Linked DNA regions of Mus musculus: all the other regions are linked to region 3. The links are chromatin loops, found by intact Hi-C in ENCODE. Cell type or tissue: heart. All regions are shown on one strand. Each heading gives the region's core, and the rest is flanking DNA. Links, peaks and the distances in the headings are about the cores only. Region 1 holds the start of 9930021J03Rik (RIKEN cDNA 9930021J03 gene). Region 2 has its middle 7.4 kb from the start of 4430402I18Rik. Region 3 overlaps Plgrkt (plasminogen receptor, C-terminal lysine transmembrane protein). Region 4 overlaps A930007I19Rik (RIKEN cDNA A930007I19 gene). Region 5 has its middle 3.8 kb from the start of Gm9895. Region 6 overlaps Gm35922 (a long non-coding RNA gene). Region 7 holds the start of Jak2 (Janus kinase 2).

The links. Hi-C counts contacts between places; a loop is a spot of excess contacts. Peaks named below come from ENCODE experiments on the same cell type or tissue, not always from the same donor. Only the 100,000 strongest peaks of a DNase experiment are listed, where the experiment ranks them.
Region 1: a loop joins it to region 3, with 2.9 times the contacts of the local background. A loop is called at or near these places in 3 of 42 quality-filtered maps.
Region 2: it touches region 3 in a loop (8-fold over the local background); 18 of 42 quality-filtered maps call a loop at or near these places.
Region 4: it touches region 3 in a loop (7-fold over the local background); 24 of 42 quality-filtered maps call a loop at or near these places.
Region 5: a loop joins it to region 3, with 7 times the contacts of the local background. A loop is called at or near these places in 34 of 42 quality-filtered maps.
Region 6: a loop joins it to region 3, with 12 times the contacts of the local background. A loop is called at or near these places in 19 of 42 quality-filtered maps.
Region 7: it touches region 3 in a loop (2.3-fold over the local background); 7 of 42 quality-filtered maps call a loop at or near these places.

Annotation. Positions count from the first base shown.
Region 1 is chr19:29,802,881-29,807,192 of GRCm38, reverse strand. 9930021J03Rik (RIKEN cDNA 9930021J03 gene) reads left to right here and starts at 1,184. Exons shown (of 8, transcript NM_172836.3): 1 at 1,184-1,911. The coding sequence starts at 1,319. In heart, for the core only: a CTCF peak has its summit at 1,658; DNase peaks (open chromatin) are centred at 592, 1,332 and 1,982; H3K4me3 peaks cover 3,179 bases; H3K27ac peaks cover 2,301 bases.
Region 2 is chr19:28,973,038-28,977,349 of GRCm38, reverse strand. It overlaps the pseudogene Gm3621 and the pseudogene Gm4844. Among named protein-coding and RNA genes, the nearest start is that of 4430402I18Rik, 7.4 kb to the right of the region's middle. In heart, for the core only: a CTCF peak has its summit at 1,829 (motif pointing left); a DNase peak (open chromatin) is centred at 1,999; H3K4me3 peaks cover 770 bases; H3K27ac peaks cover 363 bases; H3K27me3 peaks cover 445 bases.
Region 3 is chr19:29,354,093-29,358,404 of GRCm38, reverse strand. It overlaps Plgrkt (plasminogen receptor, C-terminal lysine transmembrane protein), which reads left to right. Exons shown (of 6, transcript NM_026362.2): 3 at 2-88. The coding sequence starts at 8. Among named protein-coding and RNA genes, the nearest start is that of Plgrkt, 5.6 kb to the left of the region's middle. In heart, for the core only: CTCF peaks have their summits at 2,649 (motif pointing right) and 3,335 (motif pointing right); a DNase peak (open chromatin) is centred at 2,644; H3K4me3 peaks cover 971 bases; H3K27me3 peaks cover 440 bases.
Region 4 is chr19:29,499,490-29,503,801 of GRCm38, reverse strand. It overlaps A930007I19Rik (RIKEN cDNA A930007I19 gene), which reads left to right. Exons shown (of 4, transcript NR_015567.3): 4 at 1-139. Among named protein-coding and RNA genes, the nearest start is that of A930007I19Rik, 20 kb to the left of the region's middle. In heart, for the core only: a CTCF peak has its summit at 2,103 (motif pointing right); DNase peaks (open chromatin) are centred at 2,091 and 2,571; H3K4me3 peaks cover 616 bases; H3K27ac peaks cover 776 bases.
Region 5 is chr19:29,061,353-29,065,664 of GRCm38, reverse strand. No RefSeq gene overlaps it. Among named protein-coding and RNA genes, the nearest start is that of Gm9895, 3.8 kb to the left of the region's middle. In heart, for the core only: no CTCF peak of the experiment used is centred there; DNase peaks (open chromatin) are centred at 1,054 and 1,624; H3K4me3 peaks cover 1,151 bases; H3K27ac peaks cover 2,070 bases.
Region 6 is chr19:28,775,067-28,779,378 of GRCm38, reverse strand. All of the region lies in intron 2 of Gm35922 (a long non-coding RNA gene), which reads right to left. Among named protein-coding and RNA genes, the nearest start is that of Gm35922, 17 kb to the right of the region's middle. In heart, for the core only: a CTCF peak has its summit at 2,381; no DNase peak of the experiment used is centred there; H3K27ac peaks cover 379 bases.
Region 7 is chr19:29,251,604-29,255,915 of GRCm38, reverse strand. Jak2 (Janus kinase 2) reads right to left here and starts at 4,113. Exons shown (of 25, transcript NM_008413.4): 1 at 3,798-4,113; 2 at 3,397-3,479. In heart, for the core only: a CTCF peak has its summit at 1,928 (motif pointing right); DNase peaks (open chromatin) are centred at 1,965 and 3,475; H3K4me3 peaks cover 2,573 bases; H3K27ac peaks cover 2,506 bases.

The DNA of each region.
Region 1 (4,312 bases), core at 63-4,062, 450 kb before region 3:
GTCCATATTTTAGTCATTTAAAAATATGTAGCGAGATTTTAAAGCCACACCAGTGACAAGCTGTACAGCTTAGAATAGACATATGGAGACTTTTTAGTGAGATTGCATTCTCTTAAATTCTTAGCCGAACTTAAGATCTCGTGTGTTTTTCGGTTTTTAAAAGTCAATAGAAAACAGGACTCGCTTTCGAGAACTAGAGTTCTACAGGCCACCACTCTTCTTTTGAGGAGCTCTTAATTTTTCTTTCTAAACTTTTCTAAACGCTGGGGTTTTTTTTGTTTTTTTTGTAAAAAACAAAACCCAGTCACAAGGAAGGAGAGGTACAAAGAATATTTTACAACGGAGAGGATTGAATCTTGTTCACTCTCGTTATTCACTTGTGTTAACAAAGGTTATCTAGTAACTGCCTTGAGAAAACTAACAGTAAAATTTTTAGAACTAGTAAGGGTCTCACCAAAAGGAAACTTTCAGTCTATGGTTCACCTTCCAGACTGCGCCAGCGCAGGCGCTCTGTTTCTCCCTCCACCCCACCCCTTACAGACGTCCGCATATTGATGACATCATTAGTCCGCGCCACACCCTGGGCCTCCGAGCCTGTGGGAGAGCCAAGTCCAGGGCTTTCGCGTAGCGGGGCGGGGCCATCCCGTGCTACTACGCATGCGCGCCGGGCATGGCGGAGGCAGCTCTTTCTTCGCCTCTCTCCCCGGCTCTCCCCGGCCGGGGGGGCTGAGTGCCCTCCCCCTTTCCTCCCCGCCCCTCCCCTCCCCTCGCCCCCTCCCGCCCAGCGGGGCTTCTAACTGACAGTCGTCGCCCGGCCCGGTCCGTGCGCCGCCTCCTCCTGCCCGGGTCCCCCCGCAGGTAGACAGGGGCGGGAGGGGGTGTGAGGGAGAGGAGGAGCCGGAGCCGCGGCGGCCCGGGGCTGCGGCCCACTCGGGAAGGAGCCGAGCCCTCTTAGTCCTCGCCCCCTCCCAGCGCCCCGTCGGCCCGGGAGGGGGTGGGGCGCCGAGGCCCCGCGGGCCGGGCCGGGTGTGGAGCGTGCAGCCGGCGCGGGCCGCGCGCCGCCGGGGGGAGGGGAGAGGAGGGCACCTAGCTCTCCTCTCCCCCCTCCCCCGCGCGCCATGTAACCCCGCCCCTCGGGCGCGAGCCTGAGACCCCCGCGCGCGCGGGTCCCCGGCCGGCCGGCGACGGAGGAGAGCAAGGCCCGATGCGGCAGGGGCTGCGCGGCGCCGCGGATCTCTGAGGAAGCGGCCCGCGCTCCCGCGTCCCCCGGTGCCCGGAGCGGCCGCTCCTCTCGACCCAGCCTGGGCCTGCCGGGGGCATGAGCGTGCCGGAGCCACCGGGGGAGATGGAGCGGGCCGCGGAGGAGGAGCGGCCGCCACCGCCGACCGGAGAAGGGAACGAGGAAGAGGTGGTGGTGGCAGCGGCGGCCCGGGCCTCGGGGCTGGTCCGCCGGAGGAGTGCCTCCTCGGTGGACGAGGAGGAGGAAGCGGCGGCGTCGGAGACGACGGTGGTCGCAGGCGGTGGCTGCAAGGAGCAGGAGCTGACCTACGAGCTGCAGCAGGGCTACCGCATCCTGGGCGAGTTCCTGCAGGAGAAGCACCGCGGCCTCACCGCCCCTTTCCTGCAGCCCTTGGGGGGCGTTGCCGCCGGGGAAGAAGAGGTGGCCGAAGGGCGGCGCAGCGGGGGCCGGGGCAGTCGCGTCCCCCCGCAGCAGCCCAGCCAGGGCATGTGTCTGTTGAAGATGGAGGAGAAGTTCTCCAGCGGCCAGTACAGGGGCATCACGGAGTTTGTGGCGGACTTCAGGTTGATGCTGGAGACCTGCTACCGCTTGCACGGTGTCGACCACTGGATCTCCAAACAGGGCCAGAAGCTGGAGATGTTGCTGGAGCAGAAGTTGGCGCTTCTCTCTCGGTAAGTGAGCTCGGGTCCCCGGTGGGACTGACAAACCGACACAAACACACCCACACACGTGTCCGAGAAGGGGCTGGGCCAGGGCCTGGGGGGCGGCGCTGATAGGTGCTGAGTTGGTGCTAGAACCGCGGGAGGAGGAGCGGCCGCGCTGGGCGCGGGACCGGAGGGGTGTGGTGGGCACCCACGCCAAAGCCGAGAAGGTAGCCCTGTCCTAAGAACCCCAAACTCGGATATAACAGGTAGATAAGGTTCAAGACGTAAGACCTACCGGAGAAGGCGAAAGCCTTTTTGTAGGATGGAAGTTGAACCCGCCACTTATAGACAGTTTACAACGGCACGTGGGGCGAGATACCTTTAGAAAAATAATGTTGCTCGTAGGGAATGATAGTCGAGCATACTGTCTGTTTCAACCATTTGGAATTTAAGTGTGATTAAATGTTTCCGTTTCATGAGGAAATTGAATTTTTTTTCAGTGACAAGAAATGAATGCACCAACACAACGTCTTTCATAAGTTTAGACTTGCATGGTGTGGGCCTGTCGGAGACTTTTTCCAGTGCTAGATAGAACAGAGGGTTTCAAGCATGCCAGACAAGCACTCTTGAACCCAGCCTCAAACATTTTTTATTCTACTAGAAATTATAAATAATTCAAATTGTACAGGGCTTTCGGTATACACCATCTATATGATTCCCCCCCTTTTATTACTAAATGAAATAGAGAAGAGAAAATAAGTTAACATAGGACACTGAAGGTGTTTTATACAATAATCAGTATATAGTGAACATGAACCCAGTTAATTTAACTTTTTCAGTAATGGAAAAGTTAAAATATTAGAAATGTTAATTAAAGTAGATTAATTAATTACCAGGATTTTTAATTTTGTGTGTATGAGAGAGTGTATGTGCACTGTGTGGGATGGGGCATGATCATGCAGTGGAAATCAGAAGAAAGTGTCTGGTGGCCGCCAACACTCTACATTTTTTCCTTTGGGAAAACGTGAGATTTGCATATTTTTTTAAGAGACTGGAAGCTAGCAAGCCCCAGCCAGCCTCCAGTCTTCATCTCCTTTGGAGCAGGGGTTACAGGTTGGTTCCATGGTAATAGGATCTGAACTCAAGTCCTCCTGATTGGGCACCAAGGGCTGTTAAGTGCTAAGTCATCTTTCCAGCTCCTGGAATGGGGGTTTGAGTTTTATTACCGGGCTGAGCTTGACTGATTGACTTTTTGACCTGTTTGCTTGTCTATAAAATAGGGTCTATAAAATATTCCCTACTAAAAAGGTTGCTGTGAGGACTAAATGAGGTTTTTTTTAACAAAGTCAATAATATAGGTCATGTAACTCAATGTATTAAGCACAGTAGTGTAATAAAATGAATATTATCTCAGATCTGGACTTGGGCATTGTATGAAATGTGTAAAATCTGTTATTCATTTGTCTTTGGCTTCTCATATACTATTTTAAAATTTATTAATAATTTCACTAAAAGAATAATATAGTAAGTGTTTACTCATTAAAAGGCAGATTCTCTTTAAACAGATTAAAGTTGTTTTTGCTTTCTGCAGTGAAGTAGAATTATTTGGTAATAGGTTAAGTGTTTACAAATTAGCTTTGTAAGTTTAATATTTTTATTTGGTGATTTTTTTTTTTAAACTGTGTTACTCTTTACAGTGTAGTGTAGTGGAAATGGCACATATTTAAAAAGCAGTCCATTCAAATGTCATAAATTGTAAAAACTTTTTTTAAAAGAAGATTTATTTTAACTTGTGGCAGAGGGCTTATATGCATGTGAGTGCAGGTGCCTGTGAAGGCCACAGTTTGTCAGAGTCACTGGAGCTGAAGTTACAGGTGTTTGTGAGCCGCCCGAGGTGAGTGCTAGGAATCAAACGCTGGTCCTCTGGGAGGGAGCAGTATGTGCTCTTAGTCATCTGAGCCACTCTCCAGTCCCACGTGTCATTATTGTTAGATAGCTAAATATACTCCAGACTGATGTCACAGGATTTGAAACACAGAAGGAACCTTAGTGTTCTTGTCATCCACCTAGTTTTACAGATGGCAAAAATAGCACATAGAATGAGACAGGATAGCTCTATGGAAGTTCTAAAGGTTAGCATGTATATACAGCGCAACTATAGATATATTCAAAATTACTGTGTGAATAACAAATCTTTGTCTACAAAATGACAGGTTATTTCTCTTTTGCATAAAAATGTATAAATATTATTCCTAATAGCTTATGCTCAGAAATAGCTCCATGAGGTCTACACTTAGAATTTAAACTAGCAATGTTGTAAAGTTAATAAAAAAAATAGATGTTTCTGATTTATTAGGCCAAAAGAAATAAAAATTCATGCGTTTTAGTAGCAAAAGTAATGTGATAGTCTCAAATAGATAATTTTGAG
Region 2 (4,312 bases), core at 164-4,163, 380 kb after region 3:
TGCTGGGATTAAAGGCATGCGCCACCATGTCCAGCGAAGGTATATACTTTAAACACACAAATGTTGAGCTACAGAAATTCCTAAACTCCATCACCCAAACTCAGCCATTGTGAGGATTTTGCTACACTCGCTTCCTGAAATATTTGAAAGTAAAATCTAAGCATTATGTCATTTTACCACTATGCACATATGATGATCAACCTTTATTGATCCATACTAGATGTGGGCGGCCCCATCCCAGGGACCACTGAGGAGGAACCTACAGCTTCATTTGGGCAAGGCAAGCTGGCTAGCAATGGGGTTATAGCTGCAGCCTTTCTCTTTTAGCTTCCTGACTGTGGACACAGCAAAGTGGACAGTGACGTCACTCACCTGCTGCCTCATCTTGCCCACCACTGATAGGCCTGACTCTCATACTCTGAGTCAAAAGAAACCTTTCCTGGGATTGCCTTTGGCAGGCACATACTTACACAGTAATAATACGGTAATGCAACATCTTAATATGCATCTCTAAACAAAGTTAATGTTCACCCCACACAGACAAAAAAAAGCTTCCATACCTACCAAAATTAATCAATGGCTATTATATAGTCAATCTCCAAGCATTGTAAAAATGTCCTGTAATTCTCAAACACTGAGTTGGTTTGTTAAAATCAAGGTGTAAAAATAGCTCACCTATAATATTTGGTGATTGGTATTTTTAAGATCTGTACCAGTTATTGCCAACACTTCCTTTGTTCTAACAATGCCATTGACATTGCCAATGACAACTTTTGGTTGTCATGTAGAAAGCTCAACGTCATATGTGTGACAGGATGCCTTTTTGTGGTGCCGTTAGTGTGTTTCTCAGCTGGCAGTGTAGCTCAGTGGTAGAGTACAAGGACTTAGGTCCTACCCCTGACACTGTAAAACAAAGCAAAACTTATCTCCCATAACTGCTTGAAGAGCAGTTAAGTCTAGAGCAATATTGCAACCTAAAACACTCTCTGATGACGGGAACAATCTCTGCATTGTCTGTGTAATAGTCACTAGCTATGCGTAGCTACTGAGCACTAGGAATGTGACCAGAGCAAGCGAGGAGCTAGACTTTATGTATTTATTTATTTATCTTGCTTTAGCTAACTTAGTTATATGTAGCCACTATATTAGACAATGTGACACCAGTATCCTGATTGAACTTAATGTCAATTTCTTTTTTTTTTAGTCTTAAATGCCTCCAGATCCATCTTTTGAATAATACAAGTCAGCATGTAGTACTACCATAGTGATGTAGTTAAAGTTGTTCAGTGGGTCTATATAGATAGTAGTAGCCTGATCCTTTAGGGGGAGTTTTCCAAAGGATGCAATTTTAGTCATTTTTAACATATAAATGTCATGTTTACGGTTCGTTAAAAGCAAGGGAAGAGTTCATTTATTTATTCATAGTAAAAGAAAGGTACAATTTCTTCTTGAAATATTAAACTGTGCAAAAGCTGAAAAGTTAAAGTTTTAAAGAAAGACGTTGGAAAAGGATAGACATAAGATATAGTTTTGGGTTTGTTTGTTTGTTTCTAAAGGCCGGGGGTTGTGCACAAAAATCAAACAAATTTAGTGTTCTACAAACTCATGATTGCTGAATTGGCACAAAGACCCTTCCCCGCGCTTTATGACACCAGCACTGAGTCACAGAAGCCCCGCGGCTCCTAGTTCCTGAGAAGCCCTGACCTCTTGGGCAAATTTTGCCCGCGTGGGTCTGATGGGGAAAGATGGAATTTCTTGGAACCATTCAGACAGCGAGTTACTGTGGCTCCAAGAAAGACTGTGGCTTGCAGTGGCCGCCCCCTGCTGGGCAGGACCCTGAGGTACAGGAGTGCTACCAATCCTTTCACCTGCCCCGCTGCCGCTCTGCTTGGAGACCCAGAGTCTTCTACAAGGTCGCCACCACCCAGAAAAGCCAGGAGGATAGCGCAGGCGACCAGGGGCTGTCCACAATTCTGCCCTCGCTCCACTCCCCGCACTTCAATCGTTATACCCAACGCGAATGGGACCGCTCTAATGATCTGCTGATCAGTATTGCAGAGGCATCGCGGCTCCGCGCCAGCCGGCTGACAGACGACTCCCTGCGGATCATGCAGGATAAGGAGCAGCTGACACGCCAGATGCAAGAGGGAACCTTCCGGAACCTGGGCCAGAGGCTCTCCGACATCCGCTTCTGGAAGTCCGGGTTGTGTCATGAGCGGGACATGCTGATGGCGGAGATCAACAACTTGAAAACCCTCAAGATGCGCTTGGAGTGCGCCGCTAAGGAGGTGAACTGTCCCCTGCAGGTGACCCTGGACTATCTGTACAGTAAGGAGAAAAGGATCGGGATTAACCTGGTCCATGACAACGGGGAGAAAAACCTTCTCCGGGTAGCAGATTTACTTAAATGTTGCCAAGATCAGATGAGAAAATTAGCTAAACGAATTGATTCCCAGATGCAAGATAATCGAGATGTTCAACATGCCCTAGAGCAAGACATCGCAGACAAGAGCTCTGCACAGTCTATTGAGGAGAGATGTTTAAACCTAAAAAACACATCTGAATCCATTAACTTCTTCCGTGGCATGGAGAACTTTGACGAAACGGTCTCCGTTCCTGAAACCTGGGCCAAGTTCAGCAGTAACAACATCAGACACGCTCAGACTACGCGGGCCAAGTCTGTCCAGCTGCGGGAGGAGGTAGAGCACCTGTTTGAGACCTTGACAGCCCAGGTGTGGAGGCATTTCACCAACATCAACCTGGCCTACCAGTCTGCCCAACCTGGAGTTCTACAGGGGTGTGGCAAACACCAAATAAGACCCAGCAGCTGCAGAGCAGTCTTCTAGAAAGGCAGACACCACTAGTGAACCAGCAGTTCAATCCTGAAGAAACCTCTAGCCCTTTTCTTTTCTTCTTTTTTTTTTTTTTATACTCAGTCACCTTTATTAGTTATACCTCAGGTTATTTTTTTAAATAATATTTCACACCATTAAAGCAATCACACCACATTAATTAAATTGATGCATCCCAAATTCATGCGTCTTGATCTTTACAGGTGATAAAGATTACATCTCAATAAAAAAAAAATCCTTCGATGTCTTGCTTTGATGTTCTCTTTAAAAGAATTATAATGAAGAACCAATTCTTTTCATTTTTGTTTATGGGGGAAAGAGGAGGAGATAGCATCTTGCTGTGTAGCTTAGGCTGCACTTGAAAATTCTATTCTGTCTCAGACTCTCACCGCCAAACCTCACACTTGAAGGGCTGTTTCAAAGGTTTATTCTATCTCCTTCCACAAGTCGGCATCGAAACACCCAAGTATCCTTAAAGTCCAGGGTTCCTTCGACTCCGTACTGTTTCTCCGTTATCTTGAAAACTCCCTTGGAGATGTTTTCTTGACTGGTGCCCTTCCTGGTTGATATGCTTGCAGTCAGAACTGACAGTGGCAGGAAAGAATGAGCAGAGGTCAGAAGAAAACAGCGTCGCCCTTCTCCATCGCCGCGTACACCCGGGTGTTGTTCTGCTCATAGTCTTGGATGCCATGGTACATTTTTTAACTCCTCCCTCCCACTTGAGGTAATCATGTAGCTTCAGAGTGTGTTTGTGGGTGCCTGGGAGCACAACCAGACAACTGTTTCTGTTAATGTGCACCGTGGCTGTCCAAGCACAATTTGGTCCCTGGATAGGAATGGGAAATAGTGTAGATTCTGATGCAGGCGGGGAGGTGGGGAGGGGCGGGGGGCAGGGCGTCTACTAGCCAGAATCTGAAAGTTTATCAGCATCCCATGCAGAGTCATAAAATTGGTTCCAGGAAACACCCTATATTTCAGAATCTGGGGTGAGGGCTCAGTATCTAAAGAGCTCCTCATCTTTTTGGAAATCCTGGATCTTTGTAACCACTCTCTCGCTTGGCATATAATCCTGTTTTGCAATGGTTACAGCTCTCATTACAATGACCCTGTTGGTTTCACCTCCTTTCTGCAGATTCTTTCAAACTCAGCTGAAAAACATTGAATATCATCAGATATCAGATTTTTTAAAATATTTTTTTATTACATATTTTCCTCAATTACATTTCCAATGCTCTCCCAAAAGTCCCCCATACCCTCCCCACCACTTCCCTACCCACCCATTCCCATTTTTTTGGCCCTGGTGTTCCCTTGTACTGGGGCATATAAAGTTTGTGTGTCCAATGGGCCTCTCTTTCCAGTGATGGCCGACTAGGCCATCTTTTGATACATATGCAGATATCAGATTTTTAATGACGAGAAACCCACTTTCTTCATAAAATTTTCTCTGCTCCAGGCCCAAA
Region 3 (4,312 bases), core at 151-4,150:
GGTCAAGATGGGGTTTATATTCTCGAAATCTATGAACGAAAACATGAAAAACCAACAGGAGTTCATGGTTACGCATGCTCGGCTTCAGGTATGTGCTAGTTAAGATGCCATGTTCCTAATCCTGTTAAGTTTCTAGAATGGTGCTCTAGAGGCACAGTCTCTTCGACTCCCTTTGACTCCTAATTAAGACGCTCCTGGGCTCCATCCTCAAAGACAAGGTGAAGTGGATGACCAAATAACTGGTGAACAGCCCATGTCTCCAATCCAGATACTTGAGCCAAAATTTCTATACCACTAGGTAATTGCTTAGAGTATATTATGAACAGAATATGGCTCTTCCTCGAGGCATTCTGAACTCCTAAAACCTGTGAGTATATTAGGAATATGATGCCTTACATGGAAAGGGAATTTACAATGTGTTCATCTAAAGAAGTGTTATCATGGATTATCAACATGGATCCATTGTAACTTCCAGGACCTTTATAAGAACGTGTGTGTGTGTGTGTGTGTGTGTGTGTGTGTGTGTGTGTGTGTGAGAGAGAGAGAGAGAGAGAGAGAGAGAGAGAAAGAGAGAGAGAGAGAGAGAGAGAGAGAGAGAGAGAGAGAGAATTAGATGTTATACTGTTACCCATAAAAGTCTTAAACATAGTCATAACCTGAGAAGCACTCTACTGGCTTTGAAGATGGAGAGAACCAGGGCCATGGGCCAAAAAATGCAGGCAACCTTAATAAGCTGGAAAAGCCAAAGAAACAGAGAGACAGAGCCTCGCCAGCCCGTTTTGGCCCTTTAACCATTGATCATAACTTGTTAAAGCTGCACTAGGAAACTGTTATAGACTGTGGTACTTGACCTTGGATTGTACAGTAGATGTTTAGAAAAAAAAAAGTCGAACAGATTGCTGAATTATCTAATATAAGCTGTCAAAGTATTTTAAAATATTACACAGCTGAATGTTAAAATGTTCGACCTAAATTGTTTTGCTAAGGTTTTAGACAATGGTCATGATGAGGCCCCTGTGGTCTGTTATGGCTCTAAGAGTAGAAAGCCCTACTCTTGGGCAGTACAAGTGAGAGATAACCTAGACACCCGGATGAATCAATTCATAGCATCCTGACTGTGCACATGACCGGTCCTCGGTCTCCTGGTCTGTACCCTAGAGGCAATACACACTTCCGAGATGCTCCAAGAAGTAAAAATTATGCACATTATATAGAATGTACATTATATAGAATGTGTACTATAATGCCTCTTGCTTATATTAGGTGTTGCTATCATTGCTATTAAAAATATTTTTTAAGTGTTAGGGTTTCATATAGCCCAGGCTAGCTTCAAGCTGGTTATGTAGTCTAAGATGGCCTTGAGCTTGTAGTCCTCCTGTCTGTCTCTTCAGTAATAGGAGTATTGGTATGTACCACCATACCCCACTGATGTTAAAAACTTAAGTTTCGGTGTGGGATAATGGTTCCTTTGGGGAAAAGGGAAAGAATGGGCAAGTCTTACTGTAATGGAGCAATGGCCAGAGGAGACGTATAGGTTAGGAATCAGCCCAGTATCTCAGAAATAAGAATGGCGTGTGGGTGGAAACTACAAGAGTTTCATTCTTATATCAGACTACATGACCTCAGGATCTGTGAAGATCTGAGGATTCTATTCCTCTTTATTCCTCTTGGAAGTTACAGAAAACCAGAGACTCCTACACCAGAGGAGTCCGTCACTGCACGGAAGCAGTGTGAGCTAAGTACCGATGTCACTTCCTCCTGCTACTCAAAGCCCATGCACTCTGTGGATGTGGGTCAGGTATGGGGAACACTGAGTGTCGGGAATCTACTGCTTCTGTGAGGAACCATGAACAGGAGGAGTGTGGAGGCGTTTGCTTCGTTTCATGCCCCAGGGTTGTTCACTGGCACGAAAGCAAGAGATCGCTCAGCTCCGGTAGCTAGGGCCTTGCTTTTTTTTTTTTTTTGACCTACCCATCAAGAATGTACAGAATGTTCAAGGTCCTTGGTGGTCACCTGACTGGCCAGAGGCAAGAGAACGGCTCCAGTTGTACCTTCCAACACACTACCTTCGTTTTCCAGCAGACAGACGTTCTATTTGTCCTATCTTGGATTCCCGACTCTACAGTGGACATGTCACACCTGAGGCTCACGTAGCTTCCACAGAACAAAGGTTATTTTAAACAAAAACTCACCAAATTACTTACCATCAGTTACTGGCTGGTGTGAAATCCCCTCAACAACTTGTATGCTGGAAACCCAACCCCAATATGACTTCATTTGGAGACTGGGTCTTTACAGAGGTGATCAAGTTAAAATAAATCCTTAGGGTGGGTATTAATCTGATATGTTGTTGACTTTTAAGAGGAAATTTAATCATGTGCCCCAAATATGTCATTTACAAGCCAGTGACAGAGATCTCCTCACAGCTTGTCCAGGAATCAAATACATTGATTTTTTTGATTTCTAGATTCCAGAACTGAGACAAAAACAAAAACAAACAAACAAAAACCCTCTCTCTTTTTTTTTCCTATCGTTTAAACTAGCCAGATCGTGGTCTCTGTTTTTTGGGGGGTGAGGGAGGCGCAGTGGTGGCCGGTATGCAGCTTTAGCAAACTAAAGAGGGAAGCACTTGGAACCTGCGTCCAGAAGGGGGCGCTGGTGCATCGAGCAAGGAGCTCCGTGCAGCTCAACTGCAATTTTCTGCTTTTCTCCCTATTTCTCTAAGCCCTGCCAGGAGCATCAGAGAGGTCATGAGTGGGAGAGATTTTGGTCACCATGAGGTTTTTGTACAGAATGGCGCGTCAATTTCACTGCACACTTATCTGTGTGCACGGCAGTATCTGAATTGCATCAGGCTCCTATCCTCACTGCAAACTTTGCAAACCGACCTCATTGGTTAAATTCAGCCCTTCTTCCATGAAAAGAATGCATCCTAAGTGTTGTAGGGTCGCTACCTACATAGTTTCAGGAGTTTAGACATTTTTGCAGATGTTCGGTGATTATTATGACAAGGCCTTTGTTTCCCTCCTCAAGAACCACAAAAAGTTTTGTTTTTATTTTCCTTAAAAAAAAAAAAAAAGATGGTTTTTGAGAATTTCATACAAGGCTTGAGGCTACGGTTAAGTGGTAGAGCATTTTTGCCCAGCATGCACATGGTTCTGGGGTCAGTACTGCTGGGGGTGGGGGGTGGGGGAGGAAGAGGGAGGGGGTGTATAAGATGGAAGGGACTCACATTAGTAGTTACAACGATATTACCGTCAATTTTTAGTTTTCCGGTAGAAACTGCTTCTTCTAACTTCCGTTACTGAGGAGCTATACAGTGCAGTTCTTCACAGTGCCACTAGATGGCACACAAACAACTTTATAACACCGCAAAACCTGGAAAGAATCCTGATTTTATGATGTAGGCTGGAAAGGGGAAACCTAACACAGAGAAAGAAATATACAGATGTCTGCCCTAGTTATGCAGTGGGACTGTAGACAGAGAGCAGTATGGTAATGCAAAGATTAGTGGGCAGCAAAAGTTTGTCATTTGCTGTGTTCAGGGAACAACATGAGAGAAAAACAAAATCCAACCAAACATGAGAGCCCAGGCTGTCTGTGTGCTGAAAAGTTAAGGTAATATAGATTCTCTTAGTTTTTAGTGAGATTGCATTTTGCACATGGAAGATGTAGTGTTCTGACCCTGGTTAATTTTTATTGGAGCCACCTGAAAAGAGGGAATTTCAGTTGAAGAACTACTTCAGTTAGATTGAATCATGTCTGTGAGAGATTGTCTTGACTAACGAGTGATAAGGGAGCGCTCAGCCCACTGTGGGCAGCGCCATTCCTAGGCAGGTAAGTCTGGGCTGCATAAGGAAGCTAGCTGGATAGGAGCTCCTGGCTAGAAAATAGTGTTTTCCACATGGTCCCTACCTCCAGGTTCCAGCCTTGAGTTCTAGACCTGACTTCCCTCCATGATGGATTGCAACCTGGAAAATGAAATAAATCCTGTCCTTCTAACATTGTTTTTTGGTCATGGGGTCACAGTTACAGAAGCAGTTCCTAATGTGAAAATAATAAAAAACACTTCCAGACACACCGTTTTAGACATTACGATGGTCAGCGGTTTATGTGAATTTCTGTAGTGTGCTTATCAAGTGCTAAAATGCCTTGGTAATTTCTTCTCTCAAGGGATCACACATTCTTGAACAGGGTAAAGATGGCAGCCAATGAGTTCAGTACTGTGTTAAGAACCAAGAACGATGTATATTAGTATGTCTGATGACTACAGAATGGCAGGGGCTTTTCTAAAGGCCACATATTCAGTTAA
Region 4 (4,312 bases), core at 235-4,234, 150 kb before region 3:
TCAAAGTAGCTTAAATCTGCACTTCCCTGATAGCTAAGGATGTTGAACATGTTTTCAAATGTTTTGTGGCCACTTGTGTTTTGAGAATGTACTGTTCAGCTCCGTAGCCCATTTTAAAACTTGGGTTCTTTGTTCTTCGATGTTCAGGGTTTTTTGTTTGTTTTTGTTTTTTGTTCTTTGTATATTCTAGACATTAATACTAATCCTTTTGGGGGCATGGTCTTTCTTTTTACTTGGTTGATTATTTCCTTTGATGCACTGAAGCTCTTTAGTTTTACGAGGTTCTGTTTGTCAATTGTTGGCCTTAAATTCTGTGCAAACGGAGTTGAATTCAGAAAGTCATTTCTTAGCCAGGTGATGGTGGCACACACCTTTAAACACAGCAGTTGGGAGGCAGAGGCAGGTGGATCTCTATGAGTTTGAAGCCCACCTGGTCTACAGAGGAAGTTCCAGGATAGCCAAGGCTACACAGAGAAACCCTGTTTTTTGAAAAACAAAACAAAACAAAGGAAACAAAACAAAAGTCATTTCTTGTGCCTGCGGTGCCACTGCCCATGTTTTCTTTGAACAGTTTCGGCATTCCAGGCTCCACAATAAGATCTTCAATCCATTTAGAGTTGCAGCCTGCCTTTGGTGCAGGTTTATAAATACGGCTCGAATTTCATTCTTCTACGTGTGGACATCCAGTTCTTCCCACACTTTTTGTTGAATGAGCTGTTTTTTTTCTCCAGTGTGCATTTTTGGCATCTTGGCCGAATATGAGATGGCTGTTATTATGTGCGTTTGTATTGTATTTGGGTCTTTTTCCCCCCCATTAGTCTACATGTCTGTTTTTGTGCCAGTACCATATTGTTTTTATTTCTATATCTCTGTAATATATAGCTCGATATATTAATAAAATATCTTTTGGCTATTTTCCTTTTTCCATGAACTGCTTGTTCAGTTCATCAGCCCATTTACTAATTTGCAATTAGTCTTATGAGGTGTTTAATTTTTGCTGTTTTTGTGTATTCTAGATTTACATTTATAGCTGGCAAAGATTTCCCCCCATTTTTCAAGCTGTTTCCTTATGTTGGTCACACTTCCTATTTTGAAGAGTTTAATTTATATCTCACATAAATATTATACTTTTAACTGCTAAAAATTGGTAGGTTAAAATGAATAGTTTAAACTTGGCATAATATATTCTAGATAATATATTATAAGCATTAATATTATATGATATTATATGGTAATTATTACCATTATGATAATGGTTCTGTAATCCCAGAACTCAAGATATCTGAGGCAAGAATGACTTTCAGGCTAGCTTGGGCTACATAGTGAGCCCCTATGTAAAAACAAAAAAAAAATTTTTTTTTTCTATTATAAAAAAAGAATTATAGAAGTCATTGTTAAAGTTATCAGAGACTCTAACGTTGGGAATGAGAATGGAGCAAGTCTTAGAGGAGATAACTCTGAGTCAGGCCCTGGAATATGGGTAGACCTGTGATGGCAGAAGAGGAGGCAGGGTGCAAAGTGTGCAATCAGGAGCAGGAACACGGAGCTCGAACATCCTTTACACGGGCCTAGTTGCACCTCCTAGTCGCAGGTGCGTACCTCACCTCAGGGCCCTCAGTAGCACAAGCAAGGGCTCCTGGTCGCTGTGCCCATTAATGCTTTAAACAGCCCCTCCACAAATCAGTGAGAACGACATCTCTGGCAGAAGCTTGTCCGCGTGAGTGTTTTGCAGCCAGGATTGAGATGCTCTGTATTAAGAACACGTAAGTGGGGAGGGACAAACTCAGAAGCCGCTCACAGAATCTTTAGTGGGGTAGGGGTGGGGGGTGTCACAGGCGGTATTTACCTTAGAAGCAGTTTGAAAGATATTCTCCCAGAAAAATCATAATAATGAATCAATCTAAAAATGAATGTAGATAATTTCCCACTATTGTTCTAAAAGAAAAAAAAACTCCAAATATTTTAAGTTTCAAAATATATCCCCCTTTTATGGAAGATCATTCCCAATTGAGTCTGATTGACAGTGAAAACCGCTTACCTGCCAGGAGGCTTGGAGGCAGTAGGGCTAGCATGTGAAGCTCCTCCTGGACGCTAGGTGGCGCCGTGGACTGAGACTTGGTGAAACGAGCTTCAGAGACAAGTTAGACTGGGAGAAAGGTCTTGGAAACTTATTTCTCCAACCCTTCATTTGGAGGGTTTTAAATTTTATTATTATATTAGTTATTATTAATTGTTAATATTTAATGATTATCATTATTGTTATTACTATTACTGTGTGTGGACGAAAGTTGTCTCCTTTTCATATGTTTCATATTTGTGTGGTTAAACTCAGAGAAACTCCTCAGAGCTACAGAGAAAGCAATGGCGACTGTTCCCTGTATGCCCTCCAGAACAGTGCTGCAGCTGCAGGGTCAGCTCCAGGGGCTTAGCGGAAAGGAGGCTGAGACAACCCTTTCTGTTCGGCGACATCAGCAATTTGCCCACTAGGAGGCACTAATAAGCGATTCACAGTCAGGAGAGGGTTGAGTGGGACCCTCTAGCCCACTATCTTCTCAGCTGGAGGAGTGAGGCCACAGTGGCTGGGTTTCTTGTTCTTTCTCACCAACAAAAGCTTTCTTTGAGTGCCGGTTCGCTAATTCCCTCCCCTGCCTCCCTTGTTCCTCAGGACCTCGGACCGCAGCGCTTCTCCTCCGAAGCTTGCTCGCTATGTCCCTGTCTTTTGCTCTTAGCCCTGTCCACACCCTTGGAAAGAATCCTGTGGTTATGCCTCTTGAATATGGCATGGATCTCCTGCCGGGATGCTCCGGGGTTCTGTCTCCTTTCTCACTTCCCTGTTCCACATCCACCCAGTTCTTCTCTCTAAGTAACCGACTCTTTTGGGTTCCCATACTTATAAACATGCAACCGTATAGATAAAGACATGCTCCTTTCAACGATTTACTCAAACTATGGCATACTTGAGTCCTGCACCATGATTTTATTTCCACATAAAATACCCTAAAGATCTCTCTACAGCAGTTCACAGAGATCTTCCTTATGCCAATTTATGGCTGAATTGTATTCGACTTAAGAAGAATACAATTACCTTTTAACCAGCTACTTATCAGTAGAAGTGTAGATTATTTTCAGGTGGCTTCTATTATAAGTGTTGTCATAAGGAATAACATTGTATAAAGGCCATTTGTCCTCTGACCTTTATTGGTCTGAGGAAATATATCAGATTGAGTAAATTGCCTCAGGTTTCTTCTTGGCAAAGCCCATGTCACAATCATTAGAAGTAGGAGGCTGACACCCGTGACCTATATTCTACAGGATATTACCCCACAACATATACTGTCTATTTCCACCATTCCTCCCTCCCCCATTCTTCTTCTCCTCCAGCTTTCTTTTCCTCTTTTAAAAAAAAAAAAGGTTCTGGCTCTGTTGTCCAGTTTAGTCTTGAACCTATGAACCCAGGTGATCTTTCTGCCTCAGCCTTTTCTCCAAATTGCTTTAGTAATATTGATTAGATTGATTTATCGCAGCGACAGAAAAAGCAAGCAAGGACAGAGAGTGGAAGACTGGGGTTTTGGAGGGGAAGAGGAGAAAGGTGGCCTGTCCCTGAGAAGAGAAAGAGCAGGCAAGCATTCTGTGCAGAGCAAGTCAGGGTAGGGGCAGCGGATTTGAAATGGATTCTGTAAGAGTCGGAGAACTGGTCTCACTTGTCACAGTTCCATACACAGGTTGAGACCTCCAGGAGGAGAACAGAGCCTGTGGGGGCCTGGCCCTGAGTGCTGTGGACCCAAACACAGCAGCAAGATTCCTTATGTAGGCCTGCGAACAAAAGAAGGACTCTCCTGAGAGTGTCTCAGAATTCTGCCAAGATAAAAGGGTCCCATCAGACATCGAAGGACAAGCAGATAGCAGCACAGCAGCGAAGAGGCCAAAGACCAGACATGCCTCCGTTTTTAAGCTACTGTGTGAGCCTGATGCCCTAGAATTATGGAGTGGGTGAGTAATTAAACTTTAAGTAAATGAAAATGTTCACTCTGAGCCATGTGTCTTATCCTAGGAGCCATTTCTACCACACAAACTTCTTTGTTTGTTTGTTTTGTTTTCTTTCCCTTCTCTTCCTTTTCTTCCTCTTCCTCTTCTTCTCATCCTCATCCTTCTTCTCTCTTTCTCTATCTCCCTCTTTGTTCTTCCAAGAAAATGAGCTAAAACTATTTTTTTTCAAGTCACAGATTAGTTGCGCATCATGAGCATGGTATTTCAAAGTGGTTTTCTTGCTTTGTGGGGGGTGGGTTTAGATTTCTGCCACAGCTATACTATC
Region 5 (4,312 bases), core at 88-4,087, 290 kb after region 3:
AAGGGGTCTTGGTCCTTTTAAGGATTCTGTTTAGAAACCAGAACACAGCTGATCTCCCTCCCTTCCAGTGCAGAAAACTGGGGCTATGTGGACATGACCATGTAAGGACTCGGGCATTCCTCTAGATTTATTCCACACACACACAGTGGACTTGATGCTTCTGAGCTCAACCCCATGCAGCTTTCCCTAGAGTTTTCCCTAGAGTTGCATGTTAGCTCTTCAGGAATGGGAAGCTCTGCCCCCCATTAACTCAAACACATCTGTATGCAGTCTTCATGCCACTTGGGCTCCTATGCTCATACCAGACACCTCCAAACAGGACACCCCCCTACGAGTCAGTTTGGGTCACACTGGCTTCTGGTTGCCTGTTTTGCTTGGCTCCTATCTAACTGTATACCAGGTTATTCAAGGAAGAAAATGAGAAATTGTATCCGTTCTTTTGTTATTTTATAGTATTTGTTTTAAAAAAATTATCATACAAGGTATTAGTCATCACAGTATTTGTTTGTTTGTTTATTTTTGGGACAAGGTTTCTTTGTGTTGTCTTGGCTGTCCTGGAATTCACTCTGTAGACCAGGATGGCCTTGAACTCACAGAGATCCACTTGCCTCTGCTTCCCAAGGGCTGGGATTAAAGGCATGCACCACCACCACCGAGCCCTTAAAGCATTTAATTTAATAGATTCTCCTTTCCCTCCCCTCCCCTCCCCTCCCCTCCCCTCCCCTCCCCTCCCCTCCCTTCTCCCTCTCCCTCTCCTCCCCTTTCCACCCCTCCCCTCCCTGCTCTCCTCTCTTCTTTCCCAGGAACTCTATGCTATGGTGTGACCTAAACTGTGTGATTCCCTTGAATTACGCCCTCTTGTGCAAGGAGTCTGTGCTGTAGACTCCTTGCTTCCTCCTTCGAGTCCCAATTCTCTCTGCTTTGGGCTTGGAGCCTTGGGAAGACAGCAAGCACCTCAGGATGGTTCCTCCTTCAGGGCCCCTGGCTGAAGGTCTGCTGGCAGAAGAAACCAGTTCAGCCGGGGCCATGGTCTTGCCTGATAGTTGGCTGTTGGTTCAGGCCAGCCCTATCAGTCACTTGCACGCCGATGCCCTTTGGGGGAAGGGGAAGAGGCGTTGGCTACGGAGCCCCAGCCTTTAACTGTGGGCTGACTTCCCACGTCTCAAAAGACTGCCAAGACAGCCCTTCAGACAGCTTTGTGAGGGAAATGGTTTTAAAAGGTTAGTCCAATTAAACACCCATAAAGGAAACAGTAGATGACTAACAGAAATTACAGGCTAGCTACACTCTTACTGAAATGGCAGACTCATTTGTGTCTTTGAGTAATTTCATAACACACAGTGCTTGCTCATAGAGAATGAAAACTAGGACCATTAGGAGTGTCCATCCAGTCCTTTCATTACCTCCCAGGCCTTGTCAGGTTGCGTTCCCTGGCTTCTCTCATTCAAAGCACGCCATCAGAAACCAAATTACTCATACAAGTGAGAGTTACAGACAAAGTAAATACGTAAAAATATAATCCAATTGAGCTGCCTTTGAGGCTTGAATTTCCAGCAAAACATTTCCTGGGACGGCATTTACGTCGACTCAGCGCCACCTGCCGGTAGGTGGAATCTTAGCAACTGAATGTTCATTGGCCAGGCACGGCCACGTGGGTAGAGTGGGGGCGGGGCAGCTCATTCCGCCTATTCATTCTGAAAGCAGTCAGGTGTGTTGGTGAAGTGCCAGGCGCTGTGTCCTCAGTGAAAGGAATATCATCACTGCCCTGTCTAGTGCCGTACTTCTTAAAACTAGGCACAAGCCGGAATCATCCTGAGATGAAGTTCAGACTTTTAGACTCTCCTCTAAAAAGATTGTAGTTAATGGACTAGAATAGGTCCTGAGAACCTGTATTTTTAAACAGAATGGCTGACTCAGCAGTTCTCAACCTGTGGGTTGCGACCCCTTTGGGGATATTTCACAGGGGTTGCCTAAAATCGTCAGAAAACACAGATATTTACATTGCCATTCATAATAGTAGCAAAATTACAGCTATAAAGTAGCACAAAAAATATATATATATGGTCGTAGATCACCACAGCATGAAGAACTATATTAAAGGGTCACAACATTAGGAAGGGTAAAGACGACTCATCTAGGTGATTCTGAGGAACAGGAAATCCATGAGGAAAAAGTAAATATAGAGAAAAGCCGAAAAATCTGTAAAGGCAATGGGGCCTGGGACTCCCCTACTTCTGCAGGTAGCACGAGGAGCCACAGCCAGAGCAGTTGTAGGCAACTGAAGGCTTAGGTTTGATTACTAGTGTAAGATGGGGGTGTGAGTATGATATGAATGTTGTTGCCCTGCTTTTAACTATGGCTGCAGGTGAGCCCTGGGCTCCCATTCATGTCCTGGATTGACTTGGTTTTGAATATAAGAAACAGGTATAGGTCCTATAGGTCCCCTTCTCAGCATCCTTCTATCCCGTGGGTCCTGGGGGTTGAACCCAGGTCATCACTGCTGTCAGCAAGCGTCTTCATGCACCGAGCCGGACCCCTGGCCTTCTAAGTCCTTTTGTTTTGTATTGGTTTTGCTTTGCTGGGAATGAACATGGCTTTCCTGCTGAGCCCCAGACTAGCCCGTTCTTTATATGACATCACACCATGCCCACAGCTGATCTGATCCAGCCCCTGGAATTCCTTTTATATCTGTGTAACTTTCTCCACAGATATATGTCTGTGGGTGCTATTTGGAGTCAAAAACAGACTTTTTCTGGATGTCCACTCTTTGTCCCTAAGGGGCATGGAGAAACTTCTCACTCTGTTCTTCTGCTGTTGATACAAAACACAGTTCTTGCCTCAAATGGGATAGTTTATTCTGGAGCCAAATGTGGGTGACCACAGCCCAGGAACACAGATCCAAGCAGACCAGAAAGATAGATCCCACTGCAAAGGGCCACATGAGATGTATTAATTATGGAACAAAGTCATAAGTCAAGACAGTTACCAAATACACTGGTGGAGACAACAGTTAGGCAGGCTACAGCAAAGCAGGGAACCTTTGTTATAGGTCCCAGATGTGATCTGCTAACATCCTAACTTCTGGGTTGGTGGAAACTGGTGGTCTGTTAAGAATACATCCTGGGTCAGACACAGGGATGGGCAGTGCATGGCTTTCAAAGATATTTTGCTCGGGTCTGTAACAGTCTTTGTGTATGTGAGGATGTGTAGATGGGTGTGCTTGTGTGTGTGTGTGTTTATGTGTGTGTGTGTGTGTGTGTGTGTGTGTGTGTGTGTGTAAGGATGCCCTTATAAGTGCACAAAGGCCAGGCCAGCCGGGAGAGGTCAGGGGACAGGTGACTTCCTCATTTGCTCTCTGCCTTATTCCCTTAAGATAAAGGAACCTGAACCTGGAACTCTGGTTTTCACTAGGCTGGCTGGACAGCAGGCCCCAGGATCAACCAGTCTCCACGCCTCATTCCCCCTTCCTCAGTGCTGGGGTTGCAGGTGCCAGTGGCCATACCTGCTCTTTCAGTGGGTGCTAGGGATCTGAACTCAGGTCCTCTGGTTGTATATCTGCTGTTCTCCCACCCCCAGTCAGGCTCAGAGACATCTCCCCAGTGCCTGGTCCTCAACAGTTTCTCTCTCCAAGATCATTAGTTCTTCTTCAGTTTCAGTATATATGGTATACACAGGTATACAGGGATGTTTCTTACCTGTTTTCATAGGTCATAAATAGATCACTGTCCTAGTTAGGATTTTACTGCTGTGAACAGACACCATGACCAAGGCAACTCTTAAATAAGGACAACATTTAATTGGGGCTGGCCTACAGGTTCAGAGGTTCAGTCCATTGTCATCAAGGTGGGAGCAGGGCAGCCTCCAGGCAGGCATGGTGCAGGAGGAGCTGAGAGTTCTACATCTTCATCTGAAGGCTGCTAGCAGAATACCGGATTCCAGGAAGCTACGATGAGGGTCTTAAACCTTTGCCCACAGTGATACACCTATTCCAACAAGGCTACACTGTCTAATAGTGCCATGCCCTGGGCCAAGCATACGCAAACTGTCACAGTTACTCAGAGCCATCTACGATGAATAGATTTGGGGGTTCTCCCCCCACCCCCTCCCCAATTCTCCCATTGTCTCAAGCATTGTTCATTGAATTCTTTTGTTTTAAAGATGCTTTTGTTGTTGTTGTTTTATTTTGTTTTTTGTTTTTTCCAAGATTCTTTTCTTTCAGAAACAGGCTACATACATACTCTCTATGTAGCCCAGGCTAGCCTTGAGCTCTCAGTCTTCTTGCTTCAGTCACCCGAGTGCTAGTTACAAACCT
Region 6 (4,312 bases), core at 87-4,086, 580 kb after region 3:
AAAATGGAGAATGACACAAGTCTTTTGAGACTTTAAAGCCCACAGCCTCTCCAATAAGGCCACACCTCCTAGTCCTTCCCAAACGTTTCTACCCATTGGGGACCAGGTATAAAACCATGATTCTGTGGAAGCCAGTCTTAGTCAAACTACCACAGCCTTCTCCAGCAGTCATGGCTATTGTTTTAATAATCTTCCCTGATGCAGCAGTTCTCAACCTGTAGGTCACAAACAACCTTTTCTCAGGGGTGACCTACCATTACATTTCATACAGTAGCAAAATTACTGTAATGAAGTAGCAGCAAAAATAATTTTATGATTGGGGATCACGACAGCATGAGGAAGCGATTTAATGGGTCGCAGCTTTAGGAAGGTTGAGAACCACTGCCCTGATGGAGCTCATGAAAGCCCAGCCTCCTCCAGTGGTCATATCTTCCTTAGCACCATGTGGGGAATAGAAGGAACGAGCTTAATGCCCTGTAAGTGCAACGATGATTAGCAGACCAGAACTCCTCCAGCCATCCTGCGAACGTAAGGAGGGCCTACTGAGGTAGATGGATTTTCAGGGATGTAAATGCAGGGGAGGCATAACCTAGGTGTGATGGGGGGACCCAGGTTCTCCCTGGGACAACAGAAAAAGAAAGACCTTTGTTTTGAGCAAGGAGGGAGTCTACTTCTATTACTGGAGATTTGTTTGCTAGCCAATACCTCAATTTGTTGCAGTTTATACTCTAGACACAGAATGATCCTGCAGTTAACACAAAGAAGGGGGGATTATCCAGGAAACCAGCCTTGCTGGACACAGGGGCTCAGACGGAGATTAAGTCGGCTGTTACCAGAGAAGAGCTACAGGGGCCTTTAAAGGTCTCTTTCAAGCTCGTAAATCTAGATTCTATTTCCTTCCAACCGTTTCTGTGGATTTTTAGTGCAACCAGAGGATTGGAATTCACAAAGGGTAAAATATTATTTCCAGGTCTGAGCTTGTACAGGAACAATTCTATCGGAGGACATAGCATCCTAAGCCTGTGAATAACTAGAAGTAATAATCCAATAACTTCTGCCAGATGCACAGGTTCTTTGTTACCCAGATGAGTCATAATCGTTCATGACCTGAGACTAGAGAGGTCTTGGGATCTAGGAAGACAGCTATTACTGTTATTTTTATAAAGAAGCGTAGCAAAAAACCAAACAAACAGAAAACGGAAAGCAAACATGAAAAGGGCTCCTAATAATGTATTGCTATACCCATATGTCAGCATATCTCTCAGCCCTAGTCAGAAAAGCTTCCTCTGTAGCAGAGAGGAACTAACTCTGAGACCCATACATGAACAATGGCCACAAACTTTGGCCAACCCAGCCCTAAATAGAATGTCTTTCTCAAACTCTTCCCTTCAAGGCTCAGGGATCCAAGAGCCAGAGATGGTGGATGCCTTCCAGACACAACAGGAGGGCTGATGCACACATGAACTCACACAGACTGTGGCAGCATGCGTTAAGCCTGGCACACATTCAAGACAGACAAAATCCTGACACGGAGAAGGGGAAGTGGACACTAAGTCCCACCTCTAACCAAGAAGCTGTTTGTAATACCCACTGGGAACAGGAAAATCAGTTTCTTCTAATGGAGCAATGATAGATATATCAGCTACACTCCATGACATTCTGAGGAGCTGATGGTCAACACAAAATGGACTCTATGTGTGTGTGTGTGTGTGTGTGTGTGTGTGTGTGTGTTGCTTTTGTTTATTTTGTTTTTGTTTGTTCTGATTTCTTTTTAAAGAAAGAACATGAAGTTGGGTGGCTATGGAGGATCTTGGAGGAGTTAGGGGAAGGGGAAAGGATATGATAAAAATATATTACACAAAAAGATTTAAGCCAACAAATAAAAATAAGAACTTCATAGTAAACTTAGATATTTGCTTATCCAGGGATAACAATGGTATAGCAGTGGTAGACATAAAAAAGAAAATTCAGCTTTATTCAACTCAAATGTTACTGAAAACTGGCAAGATTGTAAAGGGTGATTTAAGAAGACAAAGAGGTCGAACCCAGCTTCTCTCACTCGTCCATTAAGTGGATCCTTCCCTGGTCACTAGGATACAAACACCAGGAAGCTAGTGCGATGACCTCTGCTCTCTTTTAGTCTTGTTTCTCCAGTGAGGCCTGGCCACCAGAACACACACCACTGCTTGCTCTCAGAGAACCCAAGCTGTGTAGAGTCCCTGGTTTTCTTGGCAAAGTTTGTGCACTTGAGAAAGGGAGGCAAACAGGAAGTGTAAGCATAGAATCAGAGTTCAAGAGAAGTCCAGCGCAGTTGTGGGACACGATTTCCAAGGAGCTGGATATATTAATTAGGTGGTAGTGACACCACCTGGTCATCATGAGCATCTTCCCTCACACGGAACACTGGGAAAGGAATAGACTTGGCTTTTCTGCTTAAGCCATGTTAGATGCAATTGCAATTACATCAGAGGTACAAGGGCCTTGATCTTGAGAGGTTTAATCATCTATGCAACAGAAAAAAAATGCATTAATGCTAACTCCCTTACTTCAGCAGTTTGACTCTGGAGATTAGGAGGTATGGAGTCCTGATACCTCGACTTCTCTGGGCATCCCAACGAACACTCAGATCAACCCAGGCAAGGCTTTGATGGATAATAAACCTGATAAAATACTAAGGAAACCATGGAACAATAGAATTATAGGTCATTTGGAACTCATAGAATAATCTATGAGAAAGAGATCCTTGTAGGTTTGTGTGAAAAGCAAAATTAAAACAGCAACAAGAAGATGTGGTCAAAGTTTCACTTTTCTTGCAAGTCTCTCCCATGGACTCTTTGGCTGTCTCATCCCAATACTAAATCAAAGAACTCAGGGCAGTGAGTGTGGTCACTCAGCCCTGTAATCCTGGGACTTGGAATTTTAGCTTTCTAGTGAGTTTGGAGCCAGCCTTGACTATATAGTAAAGCCCTGTCTCGAAACACACAAAAGATTAAGAAAACAACAATAATACTAAGACAAGAAAAATGAGGGACTATTCTGGGTTGTCTGGAATATTCTAATCACCACTGTGTACAACCTTCAGATTTCCACTACTGGAAGAAATTCCTAAGATAAGCAGTTCACAAGGAGAAAGCACACATTTTTGACATGCAATTTCAGAGGTCCATGGGCACTTAGCCATGTCGCTCTGGGCTTGTGGCAGTTTGGCATAGTACAGCAGGATCATAATACAGTGCAAAAGACTTGTCACCTCATGGTGTCCAGAAAGCAAAGAGTGGAAAAATAGCATCCTTGAAGAGCATGTGCCCCAGGGAACTCTCCTCCTTCCACTACCCCTCACATACTAAACGTCTACAGCTTCCATGGATGCGGCCATTGAGGCTTGAACACATGGGCTTTTTGGAGGGCAGTTATGATCCAAACTAGTAATATACTACTTAACAGTGATACAATTATCCCATTTAATCTCTATTTTAGAACCATTTAACTTCTAGAACAAATGAAATGCTCTCAAACCCGAGTTTTTTGATACCTTGTATAATTATATTTCTCTCACCTTTACCAAATCTATCAGTTAGGGTTTTGTCAGAAGAACAGAAATGACTCTACCATGCTCAGAATTATGGACTTAACGTAGATCTTGGACTTAGGAGGCCTGGAAGGAAAAGCAAATAAGAGAACTAGAGAAGCAAGAGGAGGAGATGGCAATGTGACACTGTGTGGCATTCAGAGATCAGTATCTGTATGATGTAGTGGTCAGCCTCAAGGACCAAGAGACTAAAAGGGAAGAAAACCCATCATTAAAATATACGATTCAGTTCCTAGGCCAGCCAATACTAGGAATGCTGAGCACAGTCACCCTCGCCAGTGTTGGCAACAATGAGGATCCACAGTTAGTGCAGAAGGCTGGATCACTGAAAGGCCATATCTGCTTCCACAAATACCAGCAGCTACAAAAGAGTCTGAGGAATAAACAATGTCTCTTCCTTCTGCTAGCATTTAGCAGAAAGCCAAATCCTACAAGCATTTGGAGATTTGGGGATGTAGCTGTGGATGCCTGACCCTAACAATACAAAACAGACAGAATGTGGTCCTGGAACTGAGGGAAAGAGGGAGGTAACTGTCCTACCAAGTAAAATAAGGCAAGATGTATCTCCTAGAAGGCAAATGAACATGTGCCATTTGGAGGCTCATGCACGGTCCTGAGGGGTATTAATGCTGTAATATGCTCCAGTCCTAGTTGAGCATTTACTGGTTCCGACATGATGGGCAGAGAATGGTGCTGAACTCACACCCATCCATCCAACTCATC
Region 7 (4,312 bases), core at 107-4,106, 100 kb after region 3:
TCCCATGTCCCCAGTTAGCTAGAATCAGGCCACCTGAAAACATTGTAGTAGAGATATAAAAAGCACTTCGTGTTTCTACACTAACTTGGCAGAGTGTGTGTGTTGCAATCAGGAACACATGCCGCTTCTAATCCAACAAGCCCTTCTCTGTTTCACAAAGTAACACATATACAAAAATACTTTTGAGTAATAAAACATTAAATGTGTGGCTTGCTCAAGAAAATAAATTTTAAGAAAGATTTTTTTTAAAGGACAAACATGGCTCTTTTAATAAGGTTTGCTCGAAATAAAAGGTGCATCAGTAACTCACAGAGATGGTGGAATCATGTGAGAACTGGGAACTTTCGTATTCTAGTTCATGTGCCAAACTCAGCCAGTTGGCTGTTCTCATAAATAAGCCTTCATTGAAACACAGCGTGCCATTTACTTATGCACTGCCTATGACTACTTCTGTGCTACAAAGGTTCCACTATAGACTAGCAAAAGAGACAATCTTGCCAACACCGCTTAAAAACTATGTTCTTTAACAGAAAAAAAAAAATCTTTGCCAACCAATTTAAATCAGTGATTTTCACAGTGTGGTGGTCCTTGGAAAACAAGTAAGAAATGCAAATGTACAGGTTCCACTCCGGACTTACTGAAACACAAACTCTGGAGACAGAATGCAACAATATATATTTCAGTAAATCCTGTATGTAATTCTAAGACCCACTGGATAAAGGGACCGTTCTGTAGTAGCTGGAAAGAGATGCGAACCCACCCAAAGTCTTCCTTGAGGAAGTCAAGTAAAGGCCTAATAAGGCTTTGGGGCAACTGTCAGAAAGGACTTAGCCTGGAGTGAGGAAAAATGCGATTGAACAGTGGGAAAGGAGGCTCTTAAGTAATGCTGTCAAGTCTCTCCTATGGCGACCCAGGAAATACAAACAGAGCGATTGAGCACGGACATTGAAGCAGTGTCTTGTCTAGGGGCCTTTACAACTCAGATAAACTATTCCTGCTCTATGAAATGGTGGGGAAATGTAGAGGGCTCAACACTGTCTTTCTAGCCAGCAAAGTATTATTAAAATAAGAAAGGCCTGGTTGCCATGGCAGCAGGGAAGCAGAAGAGAAGTTGGCATCTTAGTATCTCAGACAACAAAAGCTCTGGCACAAAAGCCTTTCAGGGACATTCAAGATCCAAATTACAGCAGTAGTATAAAATATCAGTTTTCATTTGGGACAAAAAGATTATCAAAAAATGTAGTGGTAAGAGCCCTGTGCAGAAGAAAATAAAAACTATGAAGTGTCCAGAGAGGCAGGTACACAAGAGGAGTAATTACAATGTGAATGAACCTCACAGACAGCATGCAGGCATTCTTAGAAGAACCTAGCAGACGTCATACAGGCATTATTAGAAGCAGGACATTATGCCATTATGAACTAAGGCTTTGCATTGAAAACTGTTATCAGAAAAGCCAGCTGCAACCAAATGAAAATGTTCCCAGACTATCTCCACTTGAGGAATCCTGAAAGTTAGCAATTTATTTATTATTTTTAAACCAAGGAAATACTCCTTGTTGGGTCAAACAACTTAGCATTAATACTCTTGGGGGGTCTGGTGCTGCTCTGATTCTGACAATTCCTCAGCCCCTTGGTATCATCCTAAGCACTGCCACATTGTCATTTCTTGTTCCACACTGTCATACACTAAATAGCAGCTTTTCATACAGTAAACTCTGAAGATACAGCTTTACAAAGACACACACCCCCATAGGAACGGATGGAACTTCCTACCTCTGAAACTACCTCAGGTTAAGTGGTGAGAGCCAGCCTTCCCTGGTGCTCTAACACCTGACACAGTTTGGGAAACTAAGAACTAAGCGAGGGAGCCTAAAAAGGAAAAACAGTGTAATGGGGGAGGAGCAAAGGACAAGTCTTTGCGCATCTTAACCACCAGGGGGCAGCACCACGGGGCTTAGGCATCAAACCCTTCCATACAGAGGCTGTAGATACACTAGCATGCAGTTTCTCTATGCTCTATGGAAGCCGCACCAGGGACTGACCAGCTACGCACGGGCCAGCTAGGAACCTCCTTTGCCTGCCCAGCTCTGAGAAGCTAAGACGTTCAGAAGCGACCAAACCATTTACTGCTCTGCATGCATCCAATCGACCCCCACACAAGGTTCTGAGAAAGTAAATTTTAAGTTAACACTGCTGTTAAATGGGAAGAACACCATTATCCTAACTTAAGACTGCACGCTCAGATCTAACTCCAAAGCCAATGGTCTTCTCTATTTTGCCAGAAAGGGATCCCATCTTTCAAGAATAGCCTATCTGGGTAAAGTAGAGAAAAAAAAATATGTTTACTTTTCACACTCAAGACACCTTACTCAAGACACCTTCAAATTACAAAGGAAAAGACACTAAAAGAAACAAATGAAGCCCGGTGGGTGGTGGTTTTAATCCCAGCATTTGGAAGGCAGAGGCAGGGGAAATCTCTGAGTTGGAGGCTAGCCTGGTCTACAGAGCAAGTTCCACAATACTCCACAAAAGCCAAAATAAACATAAGTGCTTATCTAGCCTCCACACACTGCAGCTCTCCTGTACAGGTAAATGCTCATGCCTGTAGCACCGCTCAGTACTCTCAGGATAAGTCCTGGGCACATCCAGTCTGCAGACGTCCCACACTCAAGCCAGCTCACATACAACCAAATGATCTTAATAGCTGGAACCGTAAACAGTAAACAGGTAAAGGATATAGAGAAAGAGGACCAGAAATTGATGATTCATTTTCAAATCCGCTGGGAACTATATGAGAATATTTGCAGTAAGCCAACAACTCACTCATACAAACCTATTATGAAACCAAAAGCAACCTCCGGCTTCTTTATTCCCACTTCTGTTTCCCTTCTCCGCATTTCTCCTCCTCTCTGTGACACACTCAGCGGCTCGGTCCTTTCATTCAGGGAAAAGGAGTTTCCCCTGATAGACTAGTAACCACCGGAAAGCAATCAACCAACAAAGCAAGCAGGTGAATACAGGAAGCATTCAATGTGGCAGCAGAAACCCAGCAAAAACAACCAATTTGTTCCCTCAACAGGTTATTTCAATTCCTTGAAAATTAAGACTGGGGAGAAAGGGGGAGAAAGAGACGACTTATTGTTTTCCTCTGCAAGACCACACTGTAAAACCAACAAAGACCGCTTCTTTAAGGATCCAAGAGACACAATAAATACCACCCAATTACTCTCCCACAGCAACAGGAAAAGTTCAACACTGCCATTTTCGCAGTAAGCAACAATTAGTCCTGCCGTTGTACACAAGCATCCAGCCTTCTTAGCAGGCACTGGCTCGCAGATCTCAGACACCCTTGTCTTTAACTGCAGCACCCAGGCAGCCCCGAGCGCTAACACCCACCTTCGCGGGAGGGAAAAAAAGGGCCTCTTCTTCTGGGGAGGGAAAACAGTTCACATCTTGTTCCCGTCGCCTGCTTCAGGAACCTAAAAACAGAAGCAGCAAGTCACTAACTCAAAAACCCAGGGCCAATAGATGCTCTCTTTTTTTTTTTCTGCGCTGTTTAGATGACTAGAAAAATGTACAGAAGAATAAGAAAGAGGGGGGGTCGGGTTCTAAGGCACAAGGGGATGCATGCATTTATCAACAGCTAGCCACTCCTTCCTAGGCTGTCGGAAACCCGCAGGTTTTCTAGCTTTGAAGTTCCCTGCCAGTAGCAGGGGGCTAAGGGGAAAGCAGGAGGCGGGATCGCAGGGAGAACCGCTGCCCCCCGCCCCCATCCAGCAGCCAGGGACTGCACCCACCGGCGACACGGGTCGGGCCACACAGGAGCGCCCCGAGGCGCGCAGGATCCGCTCCTCCGAGACGCGTCGGGCGGGCCGAGGTCTAGGGAGCCCCCGGGCCGGGCGCAGGGTCGAGCGGCCGCCAGGCTGGGCCCTCGGGGGCCCTCCCGCGCGGGCTTGGCCCGCACTCACATCCCGCAGCGGCGGACCCGGCAGCCGCCTGCAGCCCTCGCCGGGACGGACGGGCGCCTCCGGAGCCGGGGCCGCGGCCGAGGCGCCGACGCCGCGCGAGCTCGCCCAGAGCGGGGGCCCGCCCAGCCTGTCAGCGCGGCGGGAGGCCGGCGGTGGCCGCTGCTGCCCCCTTTCTGCTCTGCCTCAGCTTCCTGCAGCCCACGCCACGCCCACCGCGCGCCGAGCCCGTCTCCGCCCTCCAGGGGCCGCACGCCGCCTCCGCTCGGCCCCGCGACGCCGGCTCAGCTGCCCTGCTCGGCGGGCTCCGGCGCGGTGCAGCTTCGGGAAAGCGGCCCCGAGCGGCG